2 separate regions of the Homo sapiens genome follow, and region 2 is linked to region 1. Evidence: read pairs that join two places in POLR2A ChIA-PET (ENCODE). Cell type or tissue: PC-9. All regions are shown on one strand. Each heading gives the region's core, and the rest is flanking DNA. Links, peaks and the distances in the headings are about the cores only.

Region 1 (5,488 bases), core at 199-5,198:
CCAACATGGTGAGAGCCACAGCTTCTTCTTTGGTACCTCCCACTCCCATAGCTCCTGTATATGAAGGTAGCCAATGACTAATTTTGCTGAATTAGGTCATTTTTTTTTAAGTTGACTTTGTGGGACAAAGGGAAATGAGCCATTTCTCTTGACAGAGGGTGCTGATGCCAAAGCCATGGCTGAGGGCAGGAACCATGATCCAAACTTCTCCCAGAGGTTAGCAATTCCTGAATGTTCTCGTGCAGTCCTTGGGAAAGATCGAGAAGTCAGCCAAACCCGTTCTTTGTCCGAAATACGCAGTTGCTTCTTCACTCACTTCCCGCCCTTGGTCTTCTTCCTCCAAATCATTTTCACCCAGACTAGTTCCACCACCAGAGCATGTCCCCGGCTCGGCCAACCGATCACAGAGAACGAGCCATTCTGGTTGAAACCTGGCTCGTCTTGCTCAAATGATCTTCTCAGTGGCTTGCTTTGTATCTTCAAGCCACACTCTCTGGCTTTATTCTAACTTCCCTGCACTGAAAAGAAAGCTGAGGAAATTTGGCATTGCCGTTCCCTGTAGACCTGCCACGCACCACAGGAAGTGGATGTGGCACTGAGAAACCAGGCTGGCCCTGCCCACAACACATAATTATTGGTTTTACTATTTGGATGGTTTAATCCAGTGCCAGGTCTCTTGTTCTTGAAGGCGCAAGGACATAATCCCCTGTCCTTTCTTCCAAAGCAAACCCAGGGAGCCTTTATTCTCTAGGCTGATTTCCTTTGACGAGGTTTTCCTGGCTTTCTTCACTCACCTCGGGCACTAATTATGGCCCACACCCGCTTCCATCTGTTGTGGTTTCTGAGCTAGGAATGGAAGTGTAGTTGGATGTTTTATCATCACTTTGGAACATGGGCCTAAAAAAGCACAACCTTCCCTGTAATTTCCACCCCTCTAGGCTTCTGTTCAGCCTTGGTTTTTGCTGAAACAGCACATTAAGCAAAGAATAGACAAGATATGGGTCATTTTCAGAAGTGCCACCCACCTCCCTATCTTATTAGAAAAGCCAATCAAATGACGGAGCCAGTTTCCATCTTTAATCATCCATCCATCAACAAGGAAGCAGATATTTACCCCATACCTGCCAAGATGCCAAGAGGCCGTGGGAGATTCACAAAGGTAGAGGTCTGCCCTCTGCCCCAAGTAGTTCACCACCTAGACTGTGCAGTCAGAACATAGTCTCAGCATAGACCCATGAAGCTGATCAAGAACAGATCAATACTCAACCCAGGAGAAGACGCACAGCAATATGGAGTTACATTTGTTGCATATGCGGTGGACAGCTTTACAAACTCAGAGCAGTTTGAGGTCACTGTGGCCTGGAGGGCTCATGGAAGGAGAATCAGAAGAGCTCTTTGAACTGAGTCTTAAAAATCAAGGAAGAGAGGCCGGTCGCAGTGGCTCACGCCTGTAATCCCAGCACTTTGGGAGGCTGAGGAGGGAGGATCATGAGGTCAGGAGATTGAGACCATGCTGGCTAACATGGTGAAACCCCGTCTCTACTAAAAATACAAAAAAAATTAGCCGGGTGTGGTGGTGGGTGCCTGTAGTCCCAGCTACTCAGGAGGCTGAGGCAGGAGAATGGCATGAACTCGGGAGGCGGAGCTTGCAGTGAGCCCAGATTGTGCCACTGCACTCCAGCCTGGGCAACAGAGTGAGACTCCATCTCAAAAAAAAAGAAAGAAAAAAATCAAGCAAGAGGCTGAGCGTGGTGGTTCACGCCTGGAATCCCAGCACTTTGGGAGGCCAAGGCAGGAGGATAACTTGTAATGAGGAGTTTGAGACCAGCCTGGGCAACATAGTGAGACCTTGTCTCTACAAAAAATTTTTAAAAAATGAGCCAGGCATGGTGGCATGCACCTGTCGTCCTGGCTACTTGGGAGGCTGAGGTGGGAGGATCACTTGAGCCCAGGAGTTCAAGGTTGCAGTGAGCTATGATCACGCCACTGCACTCCAGCCTGGGGGACAGAACTTATCTCTGGGAAAAAAAATTAAGGAAGAGTTATTCAAGAAAGGAAGGAAAACAATCAAGCTATTCTACACTGTGTGAAAGTGAGGGTGAGCTGAGCCCTTCCAGGGGCTGACGCTGTGGCCCCTTCCTTTACTTTGAAATGCTTCCTTTCTGCTTCAACTGGTTTAACCAAATAACAGAACCCTGTTAGGCTGCAGGCCTACCCCTAAATCAAATGACGATTTGAACTCCTGAAGGTGAAGGAGCCCCTAAATCCCAGCTCCCCCACGCTGGCCCCAAGTGACCCAATACATGCATATATAGTCTCAGAAATAAGAATAGCTCATTTCAGAAGCTGGGGTCAGGTGTGGGGTTGGACAGAGGGTGAGCCAAAGGCTAGCCGGGGTGGAAGGTGAGGGGCAGGAAGATACCCCAGAAAGAGCTGCCGAAGAATGGTGAAGATTTGTGCAGAGACTCTTATAGGCTTGAGGAGGTCAGACAACAGGCTGCTCTGTTTGTCTTGTAGGTAGGGGCAGAAAGGCAAATAGAAGGAAAGAATCCAGAGCTGATCTGCCCCACCCTCTGAGTTCCATATTGAGCCTTTGTAATCCAATAGTAAGATTCTCCCTGAGGCAACAGACTCTTATGTCTCCCCGCTTTCACAGCTACAGGGATTTCATACTTTAAACTCTGCACATGGAGGGAAAATAACAGGAAGGACATGCGCGGTGAGCTCTGTGACCTTGGGTCTCTTGTCGGTCTCAGTGCCTCTGCGCTGTTTCCTTGCACTTGACCTGGGTGTCCTGGCTGCTGCCAACTCCGGAGCCAGCTCTTGCCTCGGCTCACCAGCTTCTCCCCGCACCCCCTGGCTGCACTTTCTCTTTTTGATCTCTATGCTAACAACAGCCCAGGCAAGTCAGGAGTACCACGGGGCCTGCCCAGGCCCTTCTTCTGGATCTGGAGCAGGAGGGAGGAAGAGGCAGGAGCCCAGCATGTGTGAGGGGTGAAGCCAGAGGAGAACACTGGGAGTGCCCCCCGACTTGCTCCGTGAGGGCCTCTGCCGGGTCTGAAGGGCTGCTCAGGAAAACATGCACCTGAGCCAGTGGCCCTGGGGCTCTCAGCCTGCCTGGGAGCTGGGAGCCGGGAGCCACTGTAGTTTGGTTTTTGTGTGGGAGTTGCCTTTTATTTTTACCTGTGTATTTATTCATCTGGATTGTATGATAACTCTAAGAGGACAGGTCTAGTCTTCACCACTGATACAGTTTGGCTGTGTCCCTACCCAAATCTCATCTTGAATTGTAGCTCCCATAATCCCCACATGTTGTGAGAGGGACCTGGTGGGAGGTAATTGAATCATGGGGACGGTTACCCCCATGCTGCTGTTCCTGTGATAGTGAGTGAGTTCTCATGAGATCTGATGGTTTTTAAGGGCTTTTTTCCCCCCTTTTGCTTGGCACTTCTTGCTACCACCATGTGAAGAAGGACATGTTTGCTTCCCTTTCTGCCATGACTGTTAAGTTTCTGGAGGCCTCCCGAGCCCTGCTGAACTACGAGTCAATTAAACCTCTTTTCTTTATAAATTACCCAGTCTTGGGTATGTCTTTATTAGCAGCATGAGAATGGACTAATACAAACACTATCAGCAAGAAGTGTCATAATGGCACTGCCAAGGGGAGGTGCCCAGTGAGGCTTTCTTCAAATGAAAAGACAATATAAGCTTCAAGAGGGTGAGGTGGAGGGGTTTGCTGTTTTATTTATTGCTGTAACCTCTAGTCTGGGGGTGGGGATCCACTGTGCTATGTTAGAAGCATGATAAGGGAAAGAGAATCACCATCTTTACTGTTCCCATAGGTGTAAAAACCACTTACAGTTCCTTTGTCAGGAGTATTGGAGACCTATGTGCTTGTCACATAGTAGGTACTAAGTAAATATATACTTTTTATTGAATTAAGTAAGCATTTACCCTGATATAGGCTAGAAGCCTTTTTAAAAGGTTATGACCTGGAGAAAGTCATGGCAAAATTTTTGCAGAGCCCAAATTCCAGATCACTCCATCCATTTAACATTTACTGAGTGCCTACTATATGCTGGGCACAATAATAGATGTTTGGGATACAAAAATGAATCAGATATGAACCTGTCTTCAAGAGGGCCACAGGAGGTTTTTTAACTAAGGGGAAAAAAAGCATTGCAGGAGTTGGGCAGAATCAGAGAGGTTGTTTAGAGAAGTGGATAAAAGCATGGGTCCTGGCCTCAGGCAGATGAAGTTTTAAATATTTATCTAAGCCTAAATTTTCTTATCTGTAATGAAGGATAATCATCATTTCTGTTTATTGTAAAGGTTGTTGTGAGAATTAAATGAGCTAATGCATGAGGCTCACTTTGCACACGGCATGGCTTGCACTAAACACAGTAAACACAAAGGGTCCTGATATGGTTTGGCTCTGTTTCTCCACCCAAATCTCATCTTGAATTGTAATCCTCACATGTCGAGGGAGGGACCTGTAATCCCCATGTGTCAAGGGAGGATGATGATTGGATCTTGGGGGTGGTTCCCCCATGCTGTTCTTGTGAGTTCTCACGAGTTCTGATGGTTTTATAAGTGATTGGAAGTTCCTCCTTCACTCTTCTCTGTCCTACCACCTTGTGAAGAAGGTACCTGCTTCCCCTTCCACCATGATTGTAAGTTTCCTGAGGCCTCCCCAGCCATGTGGAACTGTGAGTCAATTAAACCTTTTTCCTTTATAAATTACCCAGTCTCGGCTGGGCAAGGTGGCTCACACCTATAATCCCAGCACTTTGGGAGGCCAAGGTGGGTGGATCACCTGAGGTCAGGAGCAACATGGTGAAACCCTGTCTCTACTAAAAATACAAAAATTAGCCAGGTGTGGTGGCTCATGCCTGTAATCCCAGCTAATTGGGAGGCTGAGGCAGGAGAATAGCTTGAACCCAGGAGGTGGAGGTTGCAGTGAGCCAAGATTGCACCATCGCACTCCAGCCTGGGCAACAAGAGCAAAACTCCATCTCAACAAACAAACAAACAAACAAAAATTACTCAGTCTTGGGCAGTTCTTTAGAGCAGTATGAGAACAGATTAATACAAGTCCCATAGAAAGAGCAGTGTGTTTCACATGGGGAGGCAGTGGTCACAAAAGACTCCTCAGTGGGGGACTCAAGCGAAGTCTCCAAGGATGAGTGGAGGTTCAAGTAGGCAGAGAGGAGGGTGTGTTAGATGGGACGATGTCGAGGAGAACGATACACAGTTCTTCTAGGTCCAGCAGATGAAGGAGCCCCAGGAAGCCACTGGGGGAGGGCTCAGTGCAGAAGCTGCCATGACTACTCCCTACCCAACACACAGCCTTTGGCAGTTTCCGCTCCCCTCCATGGGATCTCTGTAGTGTCACCTATGCATTTAGAGCACCCTGAACCACCACACTGACCCCTAGGATGTGCTTCAGCTACATCCCCAAGCACATGGAAGATATGCACACAGCAAT
Region 2 (5,260 bases), core at 1-5,000, 67 kb after region 1:
CATGCCTGTAATGCCAACACTTTGGAGGCTGAGGTGGGTGGATTGCTTTGAGGCCAGGAGTTTGAGACCAGCCTGGGTAATATAGTGAGACCTTGTGTCTACAAAAAAAATTTTTTTTAATTAGCTGATTGTGGTGGTATGTACCTGTAGTCCCAGCTACTTGAGAGGCTGAGGTGGGAGGATCGCTTGAGCCCAGCAGGTAGAGGTTGCAATGAGCAGAGATATCACCACTCTACTCTAGCCTGGGTGATACAGTGAGACCCTATCTCAAAAATAAAATAAAATTAAATTAAATTAAATTAAATTAAATTTTAAAAACACCCTCATCTGCCCCGGTGCGGTGGCTCACGCCTGTAGTCCCAGCACTTTGGGAGGCCGAGGCGGGTGGATTACGAGGTCAGGAGATCGAGACCATCCTGGCTAACATGGTGAAACCCCATCTCTACTAAAAATACAAAAAAAAAATGAGCTGGGCGTGGTGGCGGGCGCCTGTAGTCCCAGCTACTCGGGAGGCTGAGGCAGGAGAATGGCGTGAACCCGGGAGGTGGAGCTTGCAGTGAGCCGAGATTGCGCCACTGCACTCCAGCCTGGGCAACAGAGCGAGACTCCATCTCAAAAACAAACAAAACAAAACAAAACACCCTCATCTTTCTTAGGCAGGAGTCGTAGATATCTGAAGTTGACAGATAAAAATTTAGTAGCAAATTACTTGGTGTTAGGGTAATGATGATCTAAAAGTAGAAAAATCATTTGTCCAGAGACAAATGATTGTCTCTGGAGAGGAGGCCCAGAGTAGGGCGGAGAATTATGGCTTTTTTCTATTCTTATTATATCATGTTTAAATGATGGGCAGGTTATATATTCATAAAACTTGCAGGCTGGGCGCGGTGGCTCACACCTGTAATCCCAGCACTTTAGGAAGTTGAAGTGGGCGGATCACAAGGTCAGGAGTTCGAGACCATCCTGGCCAACATGGTGTAACCCCGTCTCTACTAAACATACAAAAAATTAGCTGGGCATGGTGGCAGGTGCCTGTAATCCCAGATACTTGGGAGGCTGAGGCAGGAGAATTGCTTGAACCCAGGAGACGGAGGTTGCAGGGAGCCAAGATTGTGCCACTGCACTCCAGCCTGGGCGACAGAGTGAGACTCCGTCTCAAAAAACAAACAAACAAACAAACAAAAAAAAGTGCAAGAAGTACTTTTCCAATTTTCCACATTTTTCATAATGGGCATGTATGATAAGAGAATATATGAAAAGCTTGATGATTTTTTTTTTTGAGAGGGTCTCACTCTGTCATCCAGGCTGGAGTGCGGTGGTACCATGAAGGCTCACTGCAACCTCTGCCTCTCCGGCTCAAGCCATTCTCTCACCTCAGTCTCCCGAGTAGCTGGGACTATGGGTGAGCACCATCATGCCCAGCCAATTTTTGTGTTCTTTGTACAGACAGGGTTTCACCGTGTTGCCCAGGCTGGATTTTTTATTTAAAAAAACTTAAATTGTGATAAAACATAAAACTTACCATCTTATCAGTTTTTAAGTCTCTAGTTCAGTAGTGTTAACCATATGCACATTGTTATGTAATAGATTTCTGGAATTTTTTCATCTGGTAAAACTGAAACTCTGTATCCACCAAAGACTAACTCCCTGTTTCCCCTTCCCCTCAGCCTCTGGAAACCACCATTCTACTTTCTGTTTCTATGAGTTTGACTACTTTAGATACCTTATGTAGATGGAATACTGCAATATTTGTCTTTTGTGACTGGCTTATTTCATGTAGCATATTATCCTCAAATGTCATCCGTGTTGTAGCATTGACAGGATTTTTCTTCCTGAATAATGTTTCAGGAATATTCTTCTCAAATAATATTGCTGAATAATATTTCATTGTATACATATATCATATTTTCTTTTAATTTTTAAATTAAATTTTTTTTTTGAGACAGAGTCTTGTTCTGTCGCCCAGGCTGGAGTGCAGTGGCATGATCTCAGCTCACTGCAACCTCCACATCCCAGGTTCAAGTGATTCTCCTGCCTCAGCCTCCTTAGTAGCTGGGACTACAGGTGTGCGCCACCACACCCAACTAATTTTGTATTTTTAGTAGAGACGAGGTTTTACCGTGTTGGCCAGGCTGGTCTCAAATTCCTGACCTTGTGATCTGCCCACCTCGGCCTCCCAAAGTGCTAGGATTACAGGCATGAGCCACTGCGCCTGGCCCATATTTTCTTTATCCATCCAACCATCCATGGACATTTGAGTTTTTCCCCCTTATTGGCTATCGTGAATAATGCTGCAATGAATATGGCTGTGAAAGCTTAATTTATTTTTTTAAAAAGGACACCTCCAAATAGATGTGGAAGCTATGGTCAGAGAAAGCTCAGAACTTGTGTAAGTCCCTCCTGTGCCAGTGCAAGCCCGGGCATGAGCTCAGGTCCTGCCTTCACCCTCCTCACAGCTGGGAGTTGGTCAAGGTCCTACCTCTTGGGATGGTTCACCCTGTAAGCTAGAGGAAGAGTGAGACAGGGAAGGTGCACAGAAAGGAGCCAAGTTGACATCAGCCTGGCACATGGTCCTCTTTGTCATCCATCAGCCTCTGCAGTATTTCCCACAGTCGGGTTCTCCCAGCCCTGTCCCCACCAGCCCAGTGCCCTGGTCTGGCTTCTGGTGGCTGTGAGCAGCTGGGATCTGAGTTTAATGGAAGTAACCATCTTATTTTCTTATAAATTCACTGTTTCTTTTAGTCTTTTCAGGACTAGTTTAGGTCTCTCTTGGGTTAGCAGAACCCATCCATCTAGTCACTGGCTGTCCTGATAGAGCAGGTCCCTTTCTAGGCTGGAGGCTGTGGGTGGGGCCCAGCATCACTCCTACTATCTAGCTTGGATGGTTTCCCACTGTGTTAGGTGGCAGCTTGTTCCTGGACAGGAAATTATTTAAGTTCAGCTTTTCCTCTGCTGATCTGGGAGGCACTCAGTTAACACACACATAACTGAAATCCTGGAGGGACTGGACTATTGATGGACATGGACGTGTGACTTTGGGTCCTCAGGCACAGCGTGAGATACTTTCCATAGAAGAGGAAGAGTATGGGATGTGGGGTCTCCAAAATCATGGGGGAGATTTCCTGTGGGGCTATTGGAAGGTGTGGAAGGTATTTCCTTCCTCACTGGACCATGGTTTTGGGGCCACCTGGTAGCCTCAGATGACCTTTTTTGAAGTCCTTTTCCGAGGCAGTGACTCTCAGAATTCTGAACACTTGCCAGAGTTCAGGCAGCTGGTGTCTGTGTCTAGGAAGAAGGTTGACACTATGGTCTCCCCTGTTTCCCATTCTACACCATCTGCTTTTCCTGGCTTGATCACCGATTGGGATGTTCTGTTCTAATTTATCCTGTCTTTTTCTCTTCCAAGCCCTGGAGGTAGGTAAAGGAAGGATGTTCACTGAGGCTTAGTGTGTAACATACAGTCACTAGCTGCATTTGGCTATTGAAATTTTAAACCAGTTTCAGTTAAATAGAATAAAAAATTCAGTTCCTCAGTTGCACCCAGTTGCCACAGTGCTCAATAGTCACATGTGGCAATGGGCATTGCAGATGTAGAACATTTCACCATCGTGGAAAATTCTGTAGGACATTGCTGCCCTGAGCCTCTGCTCCCTTTTCTCCTCTATTATTCTGACCTGGAGAATTGGAAGCTGCTACTCCATTAGGCTGTGGGGCCCGGAACTCACTGCCTATTGAGAATTCAAAAGCAGAGAATGAGCAGGGTGGAAATGCCTTCAATATCCACTTAATATTCAGTCCAGGGCAGCGTTAGGCTCTGAAGTCTTCTGAGTGTGACATCTATAGTTTAAAAGCTGCCCCCCAAGCCCTTTGAGTTCTGGCCTGCAGCAGGGATTTCTGTTCTGCTTACCTGCTCATCACCAAATCCATTTAAGGCACCTTCTCGGCTGTGAGCATGTGCCAGCCTAACCTGGTCTTCTGATCTCGGTTCCTTTCCTAAAACACCACATGACCTTGGATGTTTATGCTGGTGCCACCCCTGCTGCAGTGCCTTGTGGTAGGCAGCTGTCTGTACACAGGCTCTCCTGGGAATTCTTTTTACTCTGTGAAAAGATTCTGGCCACTGGGGTTGGCAGGAAGCAGGGACCTGTGTCTTTCTGGGGAGTTTGTAACAGGGATGAGGTTTTCCAGAACAAGATATCATAGCCTTGCTTTCTTCCCCAGACCAGCCAGAGGTTGTCCTTTTAGTCTTTTGGGTCCACTCCCATGGCACCATTTATTTCCTATGTGACAGCCAACTTCAGGCCTCCCCAGGGAACCCATTTCACCTGCTTTGTCTAGGATATCAAGAAGGAGCTAAGAAGAGAGGCCAGAGAGAAACTTCCTCTCTTTCTACTGGGTTGCTAAGCTCAGAGACTATGAGTGTAGGGTTGCCAGAAGCCATCCTCCTTGCCTTACCAGGAGAGCCAGCCTGTGAAGTAGATCTCAGTAGAGTAGCAAAAGGGAGAGAAAAGGGAGCCCTGAAATATTATCAGGGCTCCTAGAACGAACTGTGTTGTAATACTTTGCAAATGAATAGACCTCTATGCCTAGACTTTGCAGTTATGAGACCATCAATGCCCTTTCTGTTTAAGTTAGTTTGAGTTGAGTCTCTGTCATTTGCTGCGAAAGTATTAGGGTCACCAGGCCAGAAAATTTTTGGGGAGGATGCCTCTGTTTGAAGACCAAGTTCAGGTTGTGGCCAGACTGAAATTACAAGTGACCCAGAGGCCAATCTTATTCACGGGTTTGCCTTCCTGAAACTCTTCTGCTCTGGATATTTCCTTCTCTTCAGCTCCCCAAATCCTCCCCATCAGTCAAGACCCTGGTTAGACTCCTCCCCGTCCAAAGCCTTCTCTGACCATCTCTGCCTGCACTGAACTCTCTACCTTTTGCCTTCTATTACCAATTATGATTATCAAGGAATTGTGAACTGTCTTATAGGATGTCTGCTTTCATTGTGTAGCATGGCACTTTAATAATTTTACTGTTTACAGTTTGCTACCTTCTCCCACCAGGTCAATGTCAGAGACAGGGTCTGATGCTTTTGTGTTCCTGGCAGGAGCCAGCATAATGTCTGGCATATAACAGACCTCATTGAATGTTTGGGGATTAGAAAATTAGTGGAAACATGATTTTAAGGTAGAAAACAGCTGGGATCTCATCATGTGAGAGCTATTGCAATGTGTATACAGCTCTTTTTAGTTGAGAGATAAGCACTCAA

What was found. Peaks named below come from ENCODE experiments on the same cell type or tissue, not always from the same donor. Only the 100,000 strongest peaks of a DNase experiment are listed, where the experiment ranks them.
Region 2: POLR2A ChIA-PET joins it to region 1 with 5 read pairs; 3 of 35 experiments call an interaction of 5 or more read pairs at or near these places.

What each region holds. Positions count from the first base shown.
Region 1 is chr14:64,623,001-64,628,488 of GRCh38, forward strand. No RefSeq gene overlaps it. Among named protein-coding and RNA genes, the nearest start is that of PPP1R36, 76 kb to the left of the region's middle. In PC-9, for the core only: no CTCF peak of the experiment used is centred there; a DNase peak (open chromatin) is centred at 2,571.
Region 2 is chr14:64,689,931-64,695,190 of GRCh38, forward strand. No RefSeq gene overlaps it. Among named protein-coding and RNA genes, the nearest start is that of PLEKHG3, 12 kb to the right of the region's middle. In PC-9, for the core only: no CTCF peak of the experiment used is centred there; no DNase peak of the experiment used is centred there.